Regions from separate parts of the Homo sapiens genome. Here regions 2 and 3 are each linked to region 1. A link is a loop called in an ENCODE intact Hi-C map of the cell type or tissue named here. Cell type or tissue: PC-9. All regions are shown on one strand. Region 1 overlaps FSTL1 (follistatin like 1). Region 2 has its middle 58 kb from the start of IGSF11-AS1. Region 3 has its middle 19 kb from the start of FSTL1.

The links. Peaks named below come from ENCODE experiments on the same cell type or tissue, not always from the same donor. Only the 100,000 strongest peaks of a DNase experiment are listed, where the experiment ranks them.
Region 2: it touches region 1 in a loop (7-fold over the local background); 3 of 110 quality-filtered maps call a loop at or near these places.
Region 3: a loop joins it to region 1, with 4 times the contacts of the local background. A loop is called at or near these places in 16 of 110 quality-filtered maps.

What each region holds. Positions count from the first base shown.
Region 1 is chr3:120,413,583-120,421,582 of GRCh38, forward strand. FSTL1 (follistatin like 1) reads right to left here. Exons shown (of 11, transcript NM_007085.5): 3 at 2,341-2,445. It overlaps LOC124900546 (a long non-coding RNA gene), which reads right to left. Exons shown (of 2, transcript XR_007096030.1): 2 at 3,655-8,000. It also overlaps the pseudogene BTNL12P. Among named protein-coding and RNA genes, the nearest start is that of MIR198, 22 kb to the left of the region's middle. RefSeq lists enhancers at 105-787, 3,520-3,689. In PC-9, CTCF peaks have their summits at 3,742 (motif pointing left), 3,775 (motif pointing left), 5,503 and 5,705; DNase peaks (open chromatin) are centred at 3,879 and 5,529; H3K4me3 peaks cover 629 bases; H3K27ac peaks cover 504 bases.
Region 2 is chr3:118,880,988-118,888,987 of GRCh38, forward strand. No RefSeq gene overlaps it. Among named protein-coding and RNA genes, the nearest start is that of IGSF11-AS1, 58 kb to the right of the region's middle. In PC-9, CTCF peaks have their summits at 1,578 (motif pointing right), 1,780, 3,884 (motif pointing right) and 4,083; no DNase peak of the experiment used is centred here.
Region 3 is chr3:120,465,946-120,473,945 of GRCh38, forward strand. No RefSeq gene overlaps it. Among named protein-coding and RNA genes, the nearest start is that of FSTL1, 19 kb to the left of the region's middle. RefSeq lists an enhancer at 3,863-4,784. In PC-9, no CTCF peak of the experiment used is centred here; DNase peaks (open chromatin) are centred at 2,886, 3,196 and 3,756; H3K4me3 peaks cover 2,005 bases; H3K27ac peaks cover 3,271 bases.

The sequences.
Region 1 (8,000 bases):
TCCTTAACCTGGGGACTAAATTGGTTGTATTTAATTTGCAGAAAGACGTGTTTCCAGGCTATGGGTTGTTTTGACAGAAAACAGAATGTCCAAGGTATTTATGTTCACTTTAGTGGCAGAACTTGTCAGAATCCAGCCTACAAAAGAAGTATTTATCAAAGGCTCTCTTTGTTTTTTAAACATTAAAAAAAAAACTCCCTCTCCCTCTCCCCCTCCCCCTCCCTCTCCCTCTCTTTCCACGGTCTCCCTCTCATGTTGAGCCGAAGCTGGACTGTACTGCTGCCATCTCGGCTCACTGCAACCTCCCTGCCTGATTCTCCTGACTCAGCCTGCCCAGTGCCTGCGATTGCAGGCTTGCGCCGCCATGCCTGACTGGTTTTGGTGGAGACGGGGTTTCGCTGTGTTGGCCAGGCCGGTCTCCAGCCCCTAACCGCAAGTGATCCGCCAGCCTCGGCCTCCCGAGGTGCCGGGATTGCAGACGGAGTCTCGTTCACTCAGTGCTCAATGGTGCCCAGGCTGGAGTGCAGTGGCGTGATCTCGGCTCGCTACAACCTCCACCTCCCAGCCGCCTGCCTTGGCCTCCCAAAGTGCCGAGATTGCAGCCTCTGCCTGGCTGCCACCCCGTCTGGGAAGTGAGGAGCGTCTCTGCCTGGCCGCCTATCGTCTGGGATGTGAGGAGCCCCTCTGCCTGGCTGCCCAGTCTGGAACGTGAGAAGCGTCTCTGCCCGGCCGCCATCCCACCTAGGAAGTGAGGAGCACCTCTTCCCGGCCGCCATCACATCTAGGAAGTGAGGAGCGTCTCTGCCCGGCCGCCCATCGTCTGAGATGTGGGGAGCGCCTCTGCCCGGCCGCCCCTACTGGGAAGTGAGGAGCCCCTCTGCCCGGCCACCACCCCGTCTGGGAGGTGTGCCCAACAGCTCATTGAGAACGGGCCAGGATGACAATGGCGGCTTTGTGGAATAGAAAGGCGGGAAAGGTGGGGAAAAGATTGAGAAATCGGATGGTTGCCATGTCTGTGTAGAAAGAAGTAGACATGGGAGACTTTTCATTTTGTTCTGTACTAAGAAAACTTCTTCTGCCTTGGGATCCTGTTGATCTGTGACCTTACCCCCAACCCTGTGCTCTCTGAAACATATGCTGTGTCCACTCAGGGTTAAATGGATTAAGGGCGGTGCAAGATGTGCTTTGTTAAACAGACGCTTGAAGGCAGCATGCTCATTAAGAGTCATCACCACTCCCTAATCTCAAGTACCCAGGGACACAAACACTGCGGAAGGCCGCAGGGTCCTCTGCCTAGGAAAACCAGAGACCTTTGTTCACTTGTTTATCTGCTGACCTTCCCTCCACTATTGTCCTATGACCCTGCCAAATCCCCCTCTGTGAGAAACACCCAAGAATTATCAATAAAAAATAAATAAATTAAAAAAAAAAGAAAGAAAAAAAATCTTTAGCTCTATTTAGAGATCTCTGCAACGTTCTTTTAATTTCTAAATTATTGCTTTTATACAATGGAATAAATACATATTCATGTTTGTTTTTCAAAAAAAAAAAAACATTAAAAAAAAAAAACCCTGCATCTCATCTACTGTTTTTAAAAATTTGCATATCCTCTGACCTAGCAAGCCCTGGTGTCAATCAATGCTACAGAAATAAAGGCAGGGGCATATAAGGGTATTTGCACAAGGATGTTATTGGTTATAGTGGTAAACAACCCAAAGAACCAACTGAATGTCCATCTATGGGAAAATGATTGAATAAATCTAGTTCTTTTATATTACTAAACATTATGCCACTACAATGAGTTAAATGAGTTAAAAGTATATGTGCTGATCTAGAGGGTTGTCCCTGATAAATTAATGAGTAAAGAATACAAACTGTATATATCTATATCCATATCATGATCCCATTTTTGCATAAAATAGGGGGAACCATTATGTCTACAGTAGCATATAAACCCTATGCTTATAGTAACATAGAAAAGAAAAACATGTGGAACATGTATCAAATTGTTAACGCTGGTTACTTCAGACTAAGGGATTGAAGGGTTATGGGGGAAGATTATAATTTTATGCTTGTGTAAATGTCTGTACTATTTGACTTATATAAAACAATTCTTATTTTTTAATTAAAAAATCTTATAAAGCTAAATTTTTTTAAAAGAAAAAATATCCATGCTTTAAAAATCAGGAATCTGGAATAAGAATTCCACGTTTTTCAGGGGGATGAAGAATGCTTTTATAAAGAGAATGAAATCATTGGCACTGCCTGCTGATGGGTGGCTCCGCAAGGTACCACATTGGCCTTGGCCACTGTCCTCTGGCTCCCGACATCAGGACTTACCTCAATGCAGAGACAGGTGGGTTCCCCTTTCTCTGTGACTGCACATTCCCGGCCGGCTCCACAAAACACATTGGCACAGATCTTGGATTTGCTCCTTAGCTCTTCCTAAAACATACAATCATAAAGGAAACCGTGTGACTGAGATGAACCCATTATGGAATGAGCCCATAATGAGATTATCTTTCAGGCTTGGGCTTTGCTCTGGAGTCATGGCTCATGGTCTTAAACAGCTAGATGTTGGGTCTTAAACAGCTGTTGGAGACGTTGCCTCCAACAGCTAGTGCCCTACTCCCAGATACTGCTTCAGCCCAGGTTCAGGTACTTCTGAGTCCCTAATATGTTTCTCAAAGAGCAAGAGTTCCTTTCTTGCATGCTTCCTTTCTTCTAAAAATGCTTGTTGAGCACCAATTTTATGCCAACACTACGCTGAGATGGAGATACAAAGGACAGACCCTGTCCTCAGGAAGCTCCATGACTCTCAGAGGAAACTCACAAAGAAAGAGACATTTGGAAAACAACACAGGAAGTGCAAGAACAGGATCACCAGGGAGCTGGAGGGGAGGAAGAGGGTGAGAATTTTTCAAAGGATACTTTCTGAAGATACTAGGTCTTAACTGATTCTTAAAGGGTGAGAGGAGTAAGTCAGGCAGAAATGGAAACATTGTACAGAACTATGACTATCTGAAGGACCCAAACCTGACTGAATGGTGTTCTAGGCATTATCATCTCAAAGGGCAAAAGAAGGATGGCTAAACCATTGGAAACGTGGATTCGCTATTTTTGCTATGGTCCCATTTAGCCCCTACCCATGTCTGCCACTGTCTTCAAGATTAAGAGGGCGAAGCTGCCTGAAAGTAGAACTATTCTCAAATCATTTGCTAGTCAGGCATTCCCCTGTTCAGACGTGTGCAGCAGAACTGACAAGGCAGGGAATGGTCTCAGTGTATGCCACCTGAGAATGTGGGGGTATTGACAGGCACTGATCTGTTGGTGGCTCATCCCTTCCCTCCCATTCACTGGTGGCAGAAAGCCAGCCCCACCTCATTCACCACTCAACCCAGGGGTAGTGGTGGTTGCATGAAGGAGAATGTGATTTCCCCAGCTTCTCATCCTGACTGGCTGGGCAGGCAAAATCACGAAAGACCTCCAGACTCAAGGCTACTGGGCTAGATGCTGTGACAAAACCAACAAAGACTGCAGGAGGCACGATGGGGTCATGGGGCTGGCTGGGGTAAGGCAGGGATGGAACCAGACAGTCCACCCTCCAGGCCATGTCTACCACATTATGCAGAGAACTCACACCCACAAGTCTTGTAACAGTACAATTCTTATAGTTGGTGAATGTTTTATACTCAAGATTAGGGGAAAAAAGCAAAAAGAAAGAAGAGGCTTTCGAGCTGAGGTGCTGTATCCAATACAGCTAGTCTGCTGCCACCCAGAGGCTGCTCTGCAAACTCCAGGTCATTATTTTCTGTCCCAAGCCAGCTTGCTGGTCATGCAGGGCTCCCATTGGTCTAGAAGCCGTTCTCAGCTCACATTTCATTGGTTCACATGCTGTTGATAAACCAATTCTTTTTTGAATGTTGCTAAGGCGAATTCAAGAAAGCTAGCAGGCGGGGAAGAAAGAGGAAGTAATTCCCAGAAGTCCGCGGGGATTGGAGAGCTTTTGTTTTCCTAAACAGAGAGTGGAGATAAAAATCAAGGATATTCTCCAGGCAGGGCCCTCTTGTGGAAACTGTGCCTGACAATGTAAGGCAACACGAAAAAGGAAGAGGAAAAGGTTTTTGCTGACGAGTTGTTCCCATGAGTTATGGACACACAAATGCATAAAAAAGCATGCTCAGACACATGCCTGCACTCAAAGACACCCGCACACAGCTCCACAGGCAAACACCCACAAACCTCCACTCACTAGTCTCTGTCCTTAACTAGTAATTTTCATTCTTTAAGGCTCACATGTCCTCATCTATAAAGTAGGGGTAAATGCCAACCCTGCCCTGCGGAGATTCAGTGAGATACATGTGGAAGTACCAACTGTAAAACAAGCTGCATATGAAACCTGTTATTCATGGGAATGCCTTATAGAGCTACTTGCAGAAAAGCCTGTGGCATGTATGGAACCTCCTTTTAACTTACATTGTTGTTTTTAGTAAGTATTAAAAACGGATTGAATTAAACCAAGTCATTTTTCAGGAATAGTTCTCAAAAATCCATTTGAAGAAACAGATAACTTTTGAGTTATAACAACTAATATTTGAATAGTACAATTTACAAAATGTTTTCATACACATGATTTTGTCTTATAGGGAAACCCTGCAAGAATAGGTATATTATTATTAACCCTATTCCATAGATGAGGAAATTGAAGACCAGAAAGGTCAGATAACTTGCCCAAGTTTCCAAAGCTAGAAATGAGAGGAGCTAGGATTCCAACTCGTATCTTCAACCACTGATAACTAAACTCCCATTTATAAATATCCGGCATCCTACTATTTTTATTATATGTGATTTAAGCTCTTCAATAACTCCTTAAGTTAGACATCATTACTAGCCCCATTTCACAGGTGAGAGAGCAGAGGCTTAAATAACTAGAAAGTGGCAGAGCTAGAATTCTGCCCAAAGGGAAAGCAGTTTATATTTGATTTATTTTCATATCCAGATGACGTAAGGAAATTATGATGGGGGTGTGAGTTGCATAATTAGCAAGTGTCGGGAGAATGTGCGTTAAGAGTGCGTCAGAGATTTAGGTTTAAATTACCCACATCCCACCTCTATTCCTTACTTGCTGGTCGTGGGCCAGGTGCTCTCTTTAAACCTCAGCTTCCTCGTGAAAACTGGGAGTACTGATTCTTAGAGGGTTGTTGTGAGGATTAAACGGGATGTACTGCAGGCAGCACAGTGCCTGCCACACAACTGAAAGTGGCTATTACTACAGTGGGCAATTTATTTTCAGACAACTTTCCCACTGAGATGCTGTCACTACCACCTTGGGCTGTCATGTCCCCGTTTTTCCCTGTCCTCCCTTGCACTGCAGTGATAATAGAGAACAGAAGGACTCACTGAATGGAAAAAACAAAAGGCCCGTTTGAAGAGCACACAGAGAAGGGGGGAGCCACTAGTTACACAATCATTCCTCTTTGCAGGTGACACGTCTGTCAATAGGTGGCAATCTCTCTCTGTCTTGCACAGCCCAGCACTGCAATGCAGAAGCGCAGTGTTGGCTCCTGCAGCTCCACCCAGCTCTGTCCTCGGAACAAGAAGTGGTGCAGGAGGTGGAAGAATAGGGTGGCTGCTCCAAAAACATGGGTAGGGGGATCTACCAATGTGGGGGAGGTCTCACCTGCAGCCTCATAGCCCTCCCCAGTGATCCCCATTCACAGGCATGCTTTGATGCAGAAATCAACAATGAAGAAAATTTTCTCCAGAGAGATAGGCTTTGTGCCATTGAAAGCTCTTCTCCAAGCCTCATCTTCTCTGGGAGTGGGAGTGTCAGGTGCATCCCCGAGGTGCCTAGAAAGTTGCTTAGGGTGGTGGGTAGTCTTACCCATCTACTGAGAAACTGATTCTGAGTGGGGGAAAAGAACACCTTGAGAGGGGTTGAACATGCTCATGGGTTCAACCCTTCTCGTGGTGAGGAAGAGGGAGATGAAGCAGGGTGGCAGGTGATGATGGGGAGAGGGGTGGCGCTCGATGGCTGACCTGAGGGGCTCTCCACAGCGACTATGAGAAGTGAGAACCTTGGAAGGTTTGGGATTGGGTAGGTAACATGATGGATATGGTGCTTTGGAATGTTAATTTGTGTTGGGTCCTTTCTGAAATTCTGATTCAAAGTGCAAGGCAGCCTGGATGGAGAGAGGCTGCAAGCAGGAAAACCGGCCAGGTTTAAGACTGTAATCTAGTCGGGGATGACAAGGGCCTAGGACCCAGGGCCAATGTTAATTTTAGCACCTTCAGCTGAGTGAGGCTCTGCAGATATCTCTGTCCTCACAACCTCTGTGCAGGTCTCTGTATTTTTAGTCCCATGTAACAGATGCAGAGGCATCGGAGAGTCAGGAAAGCTCTGTGACGCATGGAGGCCACATAACTAGTGAGAGCTGACTCAGGAATAGAACAAAGGCCAGTCTGACTCCAGAGCCTCAAGGTTCCCTCTTGGGGTACAATCAAGGCAGTGAGCTTTGGGGAGTGGGGACAGTTCCAAGGGCTGGCACAGGGTGAGGTCACAAGGTACAATGCAGTTCTTGCAAATAGAAGTGTTTGTTCTACCACTGTAATGATTTTAGGAATGAGGTCCCAAAGCAGTATGAGGACTTCATGTATGCGTAGATAACCACATTGGCACATGGATGTTTTCTAGGAGTATGAGGTCACAGGCAGGTCCAATATCACAAAAGTATGAACCTATAAGTCTAAATGTACCTGTGAGAATGTAATTGATTTGAGTGGGGGTAGAGGGTGTGTTTTGGAAGTGTGGACACTCAGATATATTGATAAAAATCAGCAAAATATCTGCCTGCAATGGAGAAACATCAGATTTCTAGCTTTATCCTTCTGCATCATCTTCCTGACCAGTCTCCGTGTTGTTTTCATTTCGTGTGTTGCAAGCCAAGCTCTGGAGATTTGGTCTCATTAATTTTCACATTGCAAACTCCCTTTGGTAGAAGACAGACTGGGAACATTCCTGACTTTTTACTAGGTAGAAAGTATCTGAGCAACGGTCAGCCATTGAATGGCAATATTCATACTTGCACAGCAATTCTGGTTGATCTGTAATTTTACTGTCATTTTTGATTCTTTTTAGATAGGCAGGCAGGGGATACCTCTGAGGCCCTTCTAGATTTAAGATCCTATGGTGAAAATAAAACTGAGGCTCACAGCTACATGTGACTGGTCCAAGATCTCACAGTTGTAGAATTGAGGCCTGGCCCTAGGTCTCCAGACTTTAATCCCAGCCTCTTTCCACTAAACCACTCTACCTCTTTACAAATCAAAGCCAGGAAATGTCTTGAATCCAAGGTCTTAAAAAATGGAAATGATTTTTGCAATCAAAAAAGATCTTTGCAAGCAAATGGAGAAGCAAGTTATTTGCAAAACTACCAGTAGAGGTGATCGTGCATCTGAGTCTCTGGGCCAACCAGAATTAAGTCTGAACATAAAATACACGTTGAATGTTTAAAAAAAAGTCTTCTGAAGTAAAATAATTTCTGGAAGAACAGTGTGCTTTGGCAGGAAAGGAAGCTTATAAGCAAAGCCATAAAACTGTCAGTTTAATATACCATCATTTCACTAACATGAAGTGGGCCGGCTCTGTCCCCTCCATTCTTTTCCTCCTTCCAACTCTTTTAAAAAAGAACAGCTCTACTTATGCCAAGGTGGAATTTTGGCTCTACTTGCCACTATTCTGCGACAGAGTGGCTTTGTTGACGTGAGAAAGGCTCTCTTTGCTTTGCCAGAATTAGTCATGGAAACTTCACAGGAACACCAGGGCCCCTCAGATATACACAGAATACCATGGAGCTGGGGACAAAGGAATTCACAGAACTGGGGAGAGCAGGGGGAGGTCTGCAGTGGGGCGTATGGGGTGAGATGCTGGTTGCTCCCAGGCAGCTCTTCTGGAACCCAGTAGCACAGGCCTGAGAAAAGCAGAGAGAAAGAGCAAAACC
Region 2 (8,000 bases), 1.5 Mb before region 1:
AAGGTATGAATAATTTTAAAAACAAAACCAAGCCTCTGCCAGTGAAAATGCTAAGAGCCCCACTCTGCCAGAGCTCCTCCCTTTCCATGATAGAGCTCTATGAGTGGGTCACTGTGCTGGAGAGTCACTACAAGTTCATCTTTATGGTAATGGAGAAAATTCCACCTCTGATCCCCCCAGGACTGAAGTTACCCTGTTCTTCCTATCACTATTGCATGGCAGATGATGAGAAGACCTGACAACCTCCGAAGGAGCAGACCTCGTCCCCCCAGCCACCTGCTCCAGCCCCTTGCTACCTCCTTGTCATATCCCTCCATCCCTTGGTGTTTTGCTGCTCTTTCCCGTGCCTGCCACACTGTGGAGGTGGGAGAGGCTTTCTTATCACCAAGGTTCCAATGTTCTAACATGGTCCTGGTATGGAATAAATTGTGCATCCCCTGCCTCAATTCATATGTTGAAGCCCTAACCGAAATGTGACTGTATTTGGAGACAGGCCCTTTAAGGAGGTAATTAAGGTTAAATGAAGTTTTAAGGGTGAGCCCCTAATCGGATGGGACTCGTGTCCCTATAAGAGGAGGAAGAGACCCTGGAGATCACTCTCCTTCCATGTGCATACAGAAGGAAGGCCATGAGACGGCACAGGAGAAGGCAGCCACATGCAAGTCAGAAAGAGAGGCCTCCCCAGAAACCAATCCTGCTGCCACTTTGGTATTGGACTTCCAGCCTCCAGAACTGTGAGAAAATTAATTTCTGTTGTTTAAGCCACCAAGTCCATAGCAGATTGTTATGGCAGCTGGAGCTGACAAATATGGTCTGACACAGGAGGGACATGCTTTGTCACTGGCTTCTAGTGTACCCTTCCATTGGTAACCTCCATCTTCAGTCTCTTACAGTGCCTTCCACAGGAAGTTGAGAGACAGCCCTTTGGCACTAAGCCTCAGGAGCTATGAGAGGGAACATCAAGTTGTATTTGAAACCATCCACCCTGCCCTGCCTGCCTAGCTTTGTCCAGAGTCTGAGCTGTAAGTTCCCTAAGTCCAATTCACGATTTCCCTCAGCTGGCCCATCTATTCTATCACCACCCAAAAAGGACCCCAGCCCTTCTCTTGACCCTCTAGAAATCTTTCTTGGGAAGACAACACTGGCCTCTGCGGAACACTCACTCTGCAGTGACTGCTTTTTTCATTTAAAGGTCTCTTTTCCTGTGTGTCTCTGTGCTTCTCACAGCATCTTTCCTTGTCTCTTTCTTTTGAAAATATCCTTTTGTTATTCTTTCTCTGTCTCACTCTTGAGGTCTGTCCTCATCTCTTACTCCTAATGATTCCCTTTCTATTTCTTTCTTCTCTTTCACCCTTAACATTGAAGTATGTTATTTTTAACTTATTGAATATGGCTTGTTCTCTAATACTAATTTGATAAGTAAATGAGTCCAAAATATATGCCTCCTCTTGCATAACAACAAATAAGCAAACAGAGATAAAATTAACATAGCTTCTCTAATCCTTGACTCCACTTTTCCTGGGTTCCTCTGCTCAGCACTACTAACCAACATTTGTTGGTGCCACAAGGGGGCAGTGTGATCAAGCAGATTATTTAACCCAAGCAGCTATAAGAGAAGTCAGAGGAGGCAGGGAAAGGTAGAGGCAGAAATCAAGAAATTGCCTGCTTCTGTCACTGGGGAAGGGCCATGGCAGGCAAAGAGCATGGAGAATGATTCCACTGGCTTTCTGACTCATCAGTTTTTATATCTGTGAAATGAGATTATACCCAACTAGAGGAACTTAAAGTTCATCCTGGCGCAAAAGTCTTTTGATTGGAAATCAAAAGGCAGGGGAGGGTGGTGAGGTCAAGGATGACTGAATCTTTCAGTACGGTTGAGCACAGGGACCTGGAGGCTTGCTTATGCACATATTGATTGTGTGGTAATGGAATGGATAAAGAGAAAGATCTAGCCGGTATCTGGAAATTTGTGCCTAGAACTCAGAAGAAAAATGAGGAAAAGAAATGTGATTTGGGAGGTCACAAAAGCCACTTACATGGAGAGCCAAATGTTCTGCGATCTCCACCTGATGACTTAGGCAAGACTCTGCTTCCCAGTCCTGTGTCTTCCTAACTTCCCAAGCTGGGACCCAATATGGGCCTGTCCTAACTCTGTCATTTGCAAGTGACAAAAACTCAAGTCAAATTAGAATTAGTGAAAAAGGCGATTGGCTTTTGTCTCTGAAGCACTAGCCAATATAGTGTGAGACACATACATAATTTTAAAAGTGCTTACCAGTAGACACACTTTGGAAAGCTGAAAGGTCAAGGTAAAATTAATTCTAGGAATGTATTTTTTAAATTCAGTATATCCAAAATTATTCTACTTTGAATATGTAATCAGAATGTTAAAATTATTGAGACATTTGAAAATTTGTGTACAAAATCTTCAAAATGTGGTATGCATTTTACATTTCCAGCCATCTCAACTTGGCCTAGCTATATTTTATGTGCTCAATAGCCACATGTGCCAATGACAATCATATTAAACAGTGCAGATCTAAAGCTAGACCCTTGACATAGGGCTGGATCCAGGAACTTAAATAAATAGTATGGTGTGTGCTAAGTTTTGCATTTCTTTGCATGTTGGGCTCATCCTCTCCAAAAAGATACTTTGGGGAAGATGGCCCACATGTAGTTGCAGCTTATGTTGTGCTTACACCTCACAGTCACAGAAGAAAAGACAATGCAATTTCAATAGCTTTGATTGGTCCTGATGATGTCACATGATCCTCCATGAATCAATCACTGAGGCCAGGGGAATGGAACCAACTCTAACCAACATTGTTTTCAATAGCTCAGGCAAACAAAGCTCTGATTGCCCAGGCCTGGCCACATGCTCCTCTCTGGACCTGAGGGTAGAATGAAGAGGCTGTTCAGCCCCACCCGAGCCACACAGAATGAAGGAAGATGGGTCTCCAAAAGAAGGGATGTGGCACACATCACATACATCCATTTAACTGCCACTTGTAGATTTAAACAGCCCAGAAACCCTGGATTCCATGCAATCCCAAGGCAAGGGAGATTAGGAAGGTACTAATAGCTGTCCATCCAGTCACACCTTGATGACCAGTTCTTTTTCTACTTACACCATAATCATAGTATCACAGGAGTGGAATTCCACTGGATTCCCACTTCTGAATCTGCAAGTCCATTTAGCCAGCTTCTCAATGCTTGTGGCCAGATCCCGGATTCCTCTGAGGGTCTAACCTGTTCCTCCATCAGGCCCCTTGGAGCTTAGATTTAATTTTAACCACATGCCCTGTGCTTTTTCCCTTGTAGAGCTCACATTTGCTCTGAAGCTCAGATTTAGTAATCTTAGGCTCAGCTCCTTCATTCAACTATAGTTGCCTTTGAGAGGCAACCTCAGTCCTCATGGTGCTTTCCTGACACTAAACTCTGATAATTTACATAGCAATAAAAAATTACACAGAGATTGTATAGTATAAATAACAACAACATAAGACTATGGAGCCATATTGAAGCTGGGATTCAAATCCCAGCTCTGCCACTTAGTGTCTCTGTGATGTTGTGCCAATTAACCTTCCTATGCTTTTTTTTTTTTTTTTTGTCTTCAACATATGGATAAAAGACAACTTACTTACCAGGCTTGTGGTGTAAGTTAGATCTATAAATATATGCAAAATGCAAACCACTTTATGCACAGAATTTACAGAGCTTTTACATACACAATATTTAATCCACATAACAATCCAGTTGTGTAGGCAAGGTAGGGTTTAGTTAGAGAGCTAGAGAGTGGCACACAGCTGGCAATGTGATGATTCCAATCCAGTGCACCACCCAGTCGGCCCACTGCCTCCTCCACCACCTGGGGGCAGCACAGGGCACAGTGTGAGCACTCAAGTATAATTCATAACTGGCTTTCCGTTTACAGAAGCACATCAATTAAAGAAGAATGAGTATTCCATGGCACAGTGAAACTGATTTTCATGTGGGGCTTGTAGGATCTGTCATTACTAATTCATCACGCTTCAAATATTCAACCCAAATGTTGAATTTTTAAGGGTTGCAGTTTCATAGAATTTGCAGTAAGTGTCACCCTACAGCTACTGAACAATCAATGCCCCAGATCTAAAAGTAACAAGAAAGTGAAAAAGTGTAATGCACATCCTATAACATCACCTACATTTTAACCTAGATAAAACAACACAAAGCAAAAAGAAAAAAACAAAAAACATTGCACCATTTCATGTTACATTGCAGATGACTGTTTTTGCGGCATATTTCTTCCCACTGCATCCCCTTGACTCCCTATTTGTCAGGAAGTGTCTTTGGGACATGGTTATGTGCTAATTGCTGGAGACTGGCAGACTGTTAAAGTAGAATTTTCAAAAGCGTTACTTGTTCTGTTGTTTTGATATCCCCCAAGTCCTATGACTATCCCTCAGAGTTGGATCTTCTTGATGCAAAGCTGCCCCTAACAGCACACTGTCCTCTCCCTACCTTCTTTGCTCCTTCCCGGATCAACAGTCATGATGAACTTGGTTGCCCTTATAGCTGGACAAGCGTGTTTTAGGACTATTTAAAAACATGGGGGATAACAGTAACCTTGTATTTGTTTTACTCCTTGTACTTTTCAAAGAAATTTTTTTAAATATCTGTAATCTCACTTGAAATTTATAACTACCTTGTATAATGAGTAGGGCAGATATTGTACTCATTTCAGAAAAGTGGAACTAGTCTAGAGAGGTTAAGTCAATTGACTAAGATTGCACAGCTGGTCAGCTGAAGGAAGTACTGTATTTCCCAAATCCAATCCCAGAACACATTCTGCTATTGTTAAAGAGGAACCAGGGTCTAATATGCATATTAGCATAACTTAGGTGTGTTCCATACTAAGTAGATTTTGACTGAAAGAGAATAATCAGCTTCAACAGTCTCAATAGCCGCAAAATCATAATCTCCCATTTATCTACAGTGTAGGATGGTAAAGAATAGAACTTTCTGGTTAGAGTGCCACACATATATCTATGATTTGATACTGCTAGAGTGGCTATCCTAATCTTGATCTATGTTAGGATTTCTAGAATGTAAGTTTATTTGAGGGGACAGAATTTGGTTTGCTTCCACATCTTCAGCACCTGGAACAGTCCCAGGCACATAGTAAGTGCTTAATTTGTAGTTTTAAATATTTAAAAATCTTAAATATTTGTTGAAAAAATAAAATCCGGAGAAAAGCAAAGCAGAAAGGAAAAATAGTGAAAATGTGTGCACTGTGGCTTTGCACAATTCAGCTTTCCAGGTTTGCCTCAGTCACTTAATATATAGAGGTATATATCTTCCATTTTATATCTGATTCTGTTCAATAGACAGAACTACAGAACAAATGAGACATTTAGCAGTTGGCATCCCTGCATTTTCCCTGAGCCCTTGTTATTTCCCCAGTATTCATAAATGCCATATTCAAATATTAAAGTCATTCACAGTCATCCAAATCAGAATCTTCAATCCACAAATGGATTTCCTGCCCCGACTCTCACCCCTCAGTCAAGTTAATAGTTTCCAAGTTTTGTCCATCAGAAATGGCTGAGTTTTGAGCAGAATATACTGTGATTTTTTACGTGTGTTTTTCAATGGCCCTATACTTGGATTGTGTCCCATCCCATCATCAAATTGCTCCAGAAATATCACCAAACCCAGGCCATCAGAGGATTTCAACCACTGCGTTGGGGCTAGAGGCTAGAGAGCACTCTAGAGTCTCATGGAGTATACTGGGCAGTTTGTCATCTGATTTCTCCATTGGAAAGCAAGACTGGGTTCCCAGGCACATGCATTTCTTGCCTGAATTATTGAAATAATCACCCAGCTAGCTTATGAAACTTAGTTTCTCCTCCACTTTCTCATTCTGTAATATAGGGCTGACGTCATCACTTCACTTTCTGCTTTCAAACCTTATGGTGCTTCAGTTCCCAAGAATAAAGGACAAAAACTTAGCAGTGCATGTAAAACCCCTGATCTCCGGCCCTAAACTATTTGACTATATTACTGCTCTCTTTCACCAACTATCCATGAACAACACTACCTGCTATAATCAAAGTTAATAAACACTTTCAACAACCCCATCTCAGTTCCTTGATTATTCTGATTTCTCTGCCCTGGAATGTGCATTGCTCCCTCCTGTAATGCCTGAGAATGTTCACTAGTCAGAGCCCAATACTAAAAAATTCACCTGAGCACATATGATGTTGCTGGTAGTATAACTTGCTATAATCTTTCTAGAAAATAATTTGGCAATAGATATCAGGAGACTAAAAGCTCATATTCTCTGGCCCAAATATTTTCCCTATCTATCCTTTCTAAGGAAACAAACTTAAGAAATTATCCCCTGGGAAATCCATTACAGTGTTATTTATAATAGTAAAAAATACAATGACCCAAATTTCCTCCTGTTGAAGAATGTTTAAAACAGCAACTTTCAAACTTTTTTGACCATGATCCTCAATAAGAAATAAAAGGTGTATTATAATCCAATTACACTATTCATTTATATCCACACAGTAAACATACATTTATGTGTGTGTGTCTGTGTGGAGAGATCTGAAGTAAAATCTTCATGAGACAATACATATTGTTAACTACATATAATGCATACAATTTCATTTTTTAAAATGTTGATTACAACCCACTAAACCTACCAATTAATATGTTGTGAGCCACTGTTTGGAAAACAGTAGATTTAAAATATGATCGTAGTATAATGGAATAATACTTAGTTACATAAATATTTCTTAAAATAATAATCGCCCAAGAATATAATAGTTATAGAAAGCAAGGTACTGGTTAGGCAAGTGGCTCACGCCTGTAATCTCAGCACTTTGGGAGGCAGAGGTGGGTGCATCACGAGGTCAGGAGTTCAAGACCAGCCTGGCCAGCATGGTGAAACCCAGTCTCTACTAAAAATACAAAAAATTAGCTAAGCATAGTGGCAGGTGCCTGTAATCCCAGCTACTGGGGAGGCCGAGGCAAGAGAATCGCTTGAACCCCGGAGGCAGAGGCTGCAGTGAGCCAAGATCGCACCACTGCACTCCAGCCCGGGTGACAGAGTGAGACTCCATCTCAAAAACAAAAACAAAAACAACCAGCGAGGTACCAACTGTCTACACAGCGTGATTTTAATATTTTTTGAAGTATATATGCATTGGGATAGTTCTCTGGGGCCATTGCTAAGACAGAGGGTACTCCACTGTGGTCAACAATTTGCCTAATATTTCTATGTCGCAGTTTCTTGCAGGGAGCATAACAGAAGAGCATAGCATTCAGACAGTCCTGGAGTCCTGTGTGCTCTTGGATTAACTGTAAAATGTATTCATTTTACTTGGCTGGGCACAGTGGCTCATGCCTGTAAACCCAGCACTTTGGGAGGCCGGGGCAGGCAGATCACTTAAGTCCAGGAATTTGAGACCATCCTGGGCAACATGGCAAAACCCCACCTCTACAAAAAATACAAAAATTAGCCGGGCACAGTGGCACACGCCTGTAGTCCCAGCTACTTGGGGAGCTGAAGTGGGAGGATCGCTTGAGCCTCGGAGATCAAGGCTGCAGTAAGCCAAGAACGCACCACTGCACTCCAGCCTGGGTGACAAAGTGAGACCCTGTCTCATTTAAAGAAAAATAAAAGTATTCATTTTATTCAATAAACACCATTGGCCATAAATATTATGTGCTCAGAACTAAAAAATGTGAAGGTGTTCCAAATCTATCACATGAAGGCAGACATTTAAACAAATAAATGCACTAGTGTTTCAGATGATGGATGGATGATGTACAGTGGGGGCCAAAAACGAGAAAGAGAGTGCTCATTTCTATTGGGAGATAATGCCTGACCTGAGACTAAATAAACATAGGTTTCCACCAGGAAGTCAAGGAAGAAACGAAGAGCAATCCAGGTAGAAAGAAGGAGCACAGAGAAGGGTGAATCTTCGTGGTAAATTCAGGGCTTA
Region 3 (8,000 bases), 52 kb after region 1:
GGGGATTTAAATATGTCCTAGAGTTTTGCTTGCCAATGTCAAAGTTTTCCTCTATGGAGAGGTAACAGATTTTCCCTTGCCAAAGTTCTACAAGATGACATCTTGTGTACCTGAAACTTGAGTCAGCTGGGTCACCCTAAACAATTCAAATGCAGCTGGGGGTAGAAGGTGGCAAGCAAAGTCTCCAAGTCACTAAAAGAGGTTTCATGGAAGCTGTGCAACAGAGTTGACTCATGGATAAGCCCCTTAAACCTTCAAACAAAGCCTATTGATTTACATATGTGGGCACCTCGGTTATCAAGTTTCTGGGCTACGATGGGGTTGGAAAATGACAGAAGGATCTGGTTGTATATTGCAAAGAGTAAGAAAAGCTCCTGATAGCATGATAGCAGTGAGGGAGTCAGAAGTACAACAAAAATCAAGTAAAAACATTTTAAAAATTAATGCTGTCAAAGGACATTAGTGTAAATATAATGATTTAAATTTCTCATTTGTTCTTGTACCTAGTACTATAATCAATCATAGTGTTTTAAGTCTCAGTGGGAATTTAAAGAAATCTAACCCAATTATAAAATATGGGATTCATAATTTAACAATATGACATAAGAATAATAGTATGACATGATTTTATGTCCTGAGTCTTTTGGGACATTAGCTTTTGATAACTAAAAGCCACACTTTGGATCTCAACTCTTCCATTTTTTTTGCATAGACTGTAATGGCCTGATTTGTGTACATCCCACATCATACTTTCCTCACCCCACACAGTACCTCAGAGTATGACTGTATTTGGAGATTGGCCCTTTAAAGAGATGATTAAGTTAAAACAAGGCCATTAGAGTGCCCTAATCCAATTTAACTTGTGTCCTATTTGTAAGAAGAAATTTGGACACATAGAAAGACACCAGGAATGTGTGTCCATAGAGAACAGGCTATGTGAGGACACAGTGAGAAGGCGGCCGCATGCAAGCCGAGGACAGAGGCCTCAGAAGAAACCAAATATGCCAACACCTTGGTCTTGGGACTTCCAGCCTCCAGAGCTCTAAGAAAGTAAATTTCTGTTGTTTAAGCCACACAGTCTGTGATACTTTGTTAAGGTGTCCTAGCACGCAAATACAAAGACTACACTGAAGCCCAAATGATAAGAAACGGCTTCTTTGGTATGTGCATTCTGCAGTAGAAACCTACTTGAGGCTTTGTAATTTAGTACCAGGGCAGATGTGTAGCTTTTCCAAGGTCTCCAGGAAGACACAGAATTGAACCCAGTGCTCCTCACCCTGGGCAGGCAGCTTGGTGCAGCAGAAAGAACATAACGTTTTAGCTTCAAATCTAAGCCTTGCTGCGCAGAAGATGGGCTGCAGTCTGTAAATAACTTAACTTCTGTGAGCCTCAGTTTGTTCATTTACAAAATGCAGATGAGCTACAGAAATGACATGTGATGATATTCAGGTTACCTATGTAAAATACCTAGCTCAGGCCTGGCCCATACTGGAGAGGTAACAAATACAGTTCTATTATTGTTTCTGCTACACTGTGTCATAACCTTAAGCCATCAATAAAAGGTTAAATTGTGATTGGTATCCTCTGTCACAGAAGACAGGAGAGTATGTTATCTTTTAAATAGATTTTTAGCTTTATATGATAAGAGGCAAATATCTTGGTGGTTACAGGGATGAGTATTAGGTATTCAGAATGCTTGATTATCCGGAACTATTCCTCAAAGATTATCAATAGTTGAGATTACAGTGTCAACATTTTGTGTCCTCTGAACTGTTTTCAATTTCTATTCTCCTTTTTTAGTTTTTCATTCCAAGAACTCCAGTTCTCTCATAGATGCCCCATGGGAGTGGAGCTCCTCTCAATGACTTTCTTTTTTACTATTTTTTTTTCTGTATTTTCCAAAATGTTCATGATTAATAATGAATGCGTATTACTCTTACACCAAGAAAAGTCATCCTAGAATCTACTAAGAGGTCGGTGAAATTGGCTATTCGATCATTGCTGATCTTGATGGAAGGTGTTTGAGTGACAGTGATAGATGGCAGACTGCATGAGTGGAGGAGTGACTGGAAAGTGGGGGAGCAAAGCTATGTGTGGATGAGAATTTGAAAAGGGAGCTGGGTCTTTTGAAGCCTTTTTTAGGGTAGGAGAAGATGTGGGTGTATTTATAGGTGGGGAGGAAGTAGCTCTTGGAAGGGTGAGATTCAAAATAAAGACAAGAGAGCAAGGCCTGGGAAGAGGTATGAGGGATCAGGTTTGAGGCCCACGTAGGGGAAGGTTACCCCGGTACAGGAGGGCTGAAAGCTCTGCCTCTGGGACAGGCAAGAAGGAGGGAAGTTAGGGCCATGATAGTTAAGTTTAGAGGAAGAGGGGAGAGAAGTTAAGGAGTTGCTGTCTGACAGCATATTTTCTTTGGGAAAAATGATCTCAACTGCTGAGATTGAGGCAGACAACTGAAGAAAGGGCTTATGGAGAGAGTGTGGAGCTGTCAACATGAAGAATAAAAAAGAGTATTAAATGGGGATCAGTGAAATCATTGCCAGTTAGGGATGACGGTCAAGGTGGAGAGAAAATGGGGATAGAGAGAGAGCCGTGAGTTAATAAAGGTTTTTGAAGTGGGGAGCAGTGTCATGACAAAGGGATTTTAGGAAATTTTAAAAAGTGGTGGTATACCAGATGGTAGAAATTAGCTTTCTCACATTCTAGGGTGATTGGTAATGGCATGGAGGAGAGATGTCCAGCAGGGACCTTTTGAAGGAAGACCATCTGCACCTTTATAATAAGGAAGATGCCTGGAAGGCAGCAGGAGCTTCTTGGGACTCCTTTGCATTTTGTTGTTGCCGGTGTTGCCTAGGAAAGTTCTGCACCTTGGTGATAAAAACTGGTTCTGGTTTCCATTTTTCCCATACTTGTGAGCCGACCTCATAGTGTTACTTTGGAGACACCAGCACGAGCCAGCTGTCCCCCCTCCTCAGAGATCTGAGTTTCAGCTACGTGGGTCCCTCCTCTGAGTTCAGAGGCACCAGCAGTGACAAAGAGCCCCCAGCCTGGCTTCAGCTCAGCAGGGCCTCCCTTCTAAGCTTCTAGATCCAGATCATGCTGCCTCTTCCCTTAGTTCCCCTAGCCCTGGGAATGGTGGCTGCTTCTTGCAATTACATGTATTCACACTTTACCTGGATAGTCTTCCAATACCTGTTTAACCAGTTTCTTAAGTTAAATTCTTTCTGAAAAAAAATTAACTGGTTTGGCTTTTGTTTTGAGACAGGGTCTTGCTCTTGTTGCCCAGGTTGGAGTGAAGTGGCATGATCTCGGCTCTCTGCAACCTCTGCCTTCTGGACTCAAGCAGTCCTTTCACTTCTGCCTCCCATGTAGCTGGGACTACAGGTTGCACCATCATGCCCAATTAATCTTTGTATGTTTTGTAGAAACAGGGTTTTGCCATGTTGCCCAGGCTGGTCCTGAACTCCTGGGCTCAAGCAATCCCCCCGTCTCAGCCTCCCAAAGTGCTGGGATTAGAAGCATGAGCCACTGTGCCTGGCCTGTTTTCTTGATTAAACCCTTATTATTAGCGTCACTTAGTTTTCTAGGGCTGCCGGACCAAGTACTGGGTTACTTAAACAGTAGAAATTTATTGTGTAGCAGCTAGAAGCTTGAAATTATCAAGAGACATTGGAACCAGGGTGATTCCATCTTGAATAAGGGTTGAGTGAAAAGAGGGTGAGACCTGCTGGGCTGCATTCCCAAGATGTTACACATTCTTACAGGATGAGATAGAAGGTCAGTAGAACTGGTTTCACAAGATAAGTCACAAAGACACCGCTAATAAAACAGAATGTGGTAAAGAAGCCAGCCAAAGCCCACCAAAACCAAGATGGTGACAAAAATGACTTCTGGTTGTCCTCACTGCTCATTATATTATAATTATAATGCATTATCATGCTAAAAGACACTCACCAGCGCCATGACAGTTTACAAACGCCATGGTAATGTCTGGAAATTACCTTATATGGCCTAAAAAGGGAAGGAACCCTCAGCTCCAGGAACTCCCCACCCCTTTCCTGGAAAACTCATGAATAATCCATCCCTCGTTTAGCATATAATCAAGAGATAACCATAAGTGTACTCAGTCAAACAGCCCATGCCACTGCTTTGCCTATGGAGTGCCCATCCTTTTATTCCTTTACTTTGAATAATCTTGCTTTCACTTTACTCTGTTGGCTCACACTTGAATTCCTTCCTGCACAAAGCCAAGAACCCATGTGGCTCCCAGGCCGAACTCCAATTGTGAGGTCCACCCTGTGACAAAAATCACAGTATAAGCAGGGTTGGTTCCTTCTGAGGGCTGTGAGGGAGGAATCTGTTTCAGGCCTCCATCCTTGGCTTATAAATGGCAATCTTCTTCCTGTGTCTCCATGTTCCATTTCTACCTGTCTCCAAATTTCCCCTTTTCATAAGGACACCAGTCATATTAGATTAGTGCTCACCCAAAAAACCTCACTTCAACTAGATCACCTCTGGAAAGACCCTATGTCTAAATAAGATTACAGTTTGAGGTACTGGGGTTTAGGACTTTAACATATAAATATTGGGGAGTGAATGGGCATAATTCAATCCGTAACATCCACCTTCAGCCCGTAATGAACAGAAATTAGAGAAAACTGTGCTTAAATTAACCACTTCTAGGTTGGTGTACTTGGGCAAGTAGCTTAATCTCTCAAAGCCTCCATTTTAATCCTTTATAAAATGGATATGGTAATTCTTATTTCAAAGATTAGATAGTACTTTTTTTTAATTCCAAATTCTTCTCTTTCTCCTTTTTTATTTTCCAGGAGAAGGTAGAACACGTTGCTCCTCCTCTTGCCCTGCTCACTCTCTTATTCTTACTCTATTTAGATTAAAAAGAAAATAAAGTTTGTTTGCTCATAATTTACTTTGAGCCTTGACTGACAAGGGCTGTACTGATCTCTGGAAATCCATACCTCCACTCCCAGCTCTGCAACCTCTCATTCTAATTTAAGTGCTATCATCAGGGCTTCCTCCCTGCCTGCCTTTGCTCTGTAACTCATTTCTCTCTTCCCTTTGGCACAACCCAGGCGTGGGCTCTATTAGAAACACCTCTTTGCCAAGCAAATCCTGGCCAAGTTTCTCATTGCTAACTGCACTCCTGCCTCTCCATGGAGAGTGCTTTTCCACACACCACGTTGTTTAGAAAGCCTTGTTCCTGGAAGCTGACAAGCTGTGAGTTGCTTAAAATGTAGTAATTTACCTGTGAATAACAAAACTAAATATAGTCATGCAATATACAGTATTTGGAAACAGAAGAGCATTGTTTAAACAAGATTTTGAATAGTTCCCTCCTTAGGAATATGGTAAATGGCCTCAGCAAAATCTGTATTTTATATTTTGAAAAGAAATAGGATTTTTTCTCAAATTTTAATGTGAATAGGAATTACCTGGGCATCTTGTTAAATGCAGCTTCTGATTCAAAAGTTCTGGGGTAGAGCAAAAGATTGGTCTGTGCATCTAAAATTTTCCCAGGTGATGTTGCTATATCTGCCCACCAACAACACTTTGAATAGCAGAGCTTCAGAGATCATAGGACAGAGCTTCTCAATCCTGACTACACATTAGAATCATCGGGAGTTCTTTTAACAAATATCAATGCCTGGTTTCCAACATCCAGAGGTTCTGATTTAATTAATCTGTGATCTGAGTCTTACACTCAGGTTACTGTCTTTTTTTAAAGTGATTCTAATATGCAGCCCAGGTGGAGAATCATTGCTCTAGTCCATTGCTCTTTAACTTTAATATGTATAGAATAGCCTGAGGATCTTGTTAAAATGCATACCCTGATTCAATAGCTCTGGGCCAGAGCCCAAGATTCTGCATTTTTAAAATGCTTTTAGGTCATACTCAGGCTGCTGGTTAACGGACCACATTTTTGAGTAGGAATGGTCTAATTCGGCATTTCTCAACCTTGACACTATTGACATTTGGGGCCAGATAATTCTTTGTTGTAGAGGGGCTGTTCTGTGCATGCGCTGGCCTCAACCCACCTAGATGCCAGTAGTAACCTCCTACTACCACCACCACATGAGATAACCAAATATGTCTCCAGACATTGTCAGATATCCCCAGGGTGAGGGGTGCAAAATCACTACTATCACCACCAACGTCACCTGCTGTGCTGGCTTGATTCATCCTTCTCATTTTACTGGAAATAGGTCCAAAAAGTCCAGTGTTACAATGTCTCCATCTTTAAAGATCTCAGAACCTCTAGGTATTTGAAAGCTGACAGATTACAAAGCTGACAGCTGCCTTAACAGGGTGTGGTAGATAGAAGAATGCACCCCCCACCCCCAGAGAGATATCTATATCCATGTTCTAATTTCCCAAACCTGTGAATGTGTTACTTTACATGGCAAAAGATGCTTTGCAGATATGACTAAGTAAAGGATCTTGAGATGGGAAAATTATTCTGGATTATCCAGATTGGCCCAAGGGTCCTCATAAGAGGGAGACAGGGTGTCTGAATAAGAGGAAGAGAAGTGACAAAGCAGAGGTCAGAGAACTAGTGATTAGAAGATGCTATGCTGTTAGTTTTGAAGATGGTGGGAGGGGCCACAAGCCGAAGAATGCAGGCAGCTTCTAGGAGCTGAAAAGGTCAGGGAATGGATCCTCCCGTAGAGCCTCCAGAAGAAATACAGCCCTGATGACACATTGGTTATAGCCCAGTGAAACCCATTTCTGTAAGAGAATAAATTTATGTGTTAAGTCAATAAGTATGTGGTAAATTGCCACTGCAGCAATAAATTTACACATAGGGGAATGTGATAAGAAGATAAACGATCTTATGTTGTGGGGAAGCAGAAGTAAGGTTGTACTTGGGTAGAATAGAATATAGGGAATGGGAAGGTGATTAAGGCAACTGAACAGACCCTGAGTTGAAAGGGAGAACTGATAATGCTGTTCAAAATTAAGAGTAATGAATGGAAAATTCCATGGGGACCAAGGCAGGACTAGTCGGAGCAGATGGGCAAGGTGGGAAGATTATGTGGGAGAGCATTGGCTGCATGTGTGGGGCCAGAGAGCATCAGTGTACTGCTTCCATGTTGCGGCCCAACATGCTTGGACAGGGCTTTGTGGTCCTTGGTGTTTGCTGCCTCTTAGAATAATCTGAGAGGAGTGTAAAACTCCTGCAGCTCAGGCTGCACCCGTACCAACAAAGTCAGAATCTCTGGGGACATAGTCATTTTTAAAACTTTGTGTGATTCTAATGTGAAGCCACATTTGAGAACCAGTGCTTAAGAAGGTAAACAGTGAGGGACAGACCAATAAATGCATGAACTCAAATTAACTTGTTTCTAGAATAACGGTTCTTTGGCACTTTTGAGGTGGCTACTTTCTTGCAGGGAGTGATGAAGGTGGGAAACCTGGTACCACCTGATGTAGCTGCAGGTGTTGGAGTGAGGATGAGCCCCAGGTTGTATGTAGTGGTGTCCAACGACAAGGCAGGGGGCCCCTCAGCAGTAGGGCAGGGGAATGGGGAAGAGAAGCTGGGAATATTGGAGGCCAGGGCTGAGAATGAGGCTACTTATCTAAATCTTGTCACCCAGAAAAATGTGAGGAATTCATACATGTGCTGGACTGAGGTCAACATCAAGGAAGAAGGGGGAAAGTCTCCAGAAAGCCATGAACCACCATATCCTTTAGCTGATTAACTTTCACTGGTAGTTCAGGGTGTATCTTAGATATGCCTCTTTCAGGAAGCCTTTTCTAACCCGCAAGCCTGAGTTAGATCCTCCCTTTTGAAGCCTTTTCAAATAGCCTGAACTCTATTCACTAGATGCCAGTAGCACTCCCCAATTTGTGACAACCAAAGATGTCTCCAGACTTTGTCAGGTGTTTCCTGGGGACAAGATCACTACCGGTTGAGAACCACTGGTCTAGAGTAATATAACGTGTGCACATCAGACACGGTCAGTTCTGTAGAGTCAAGT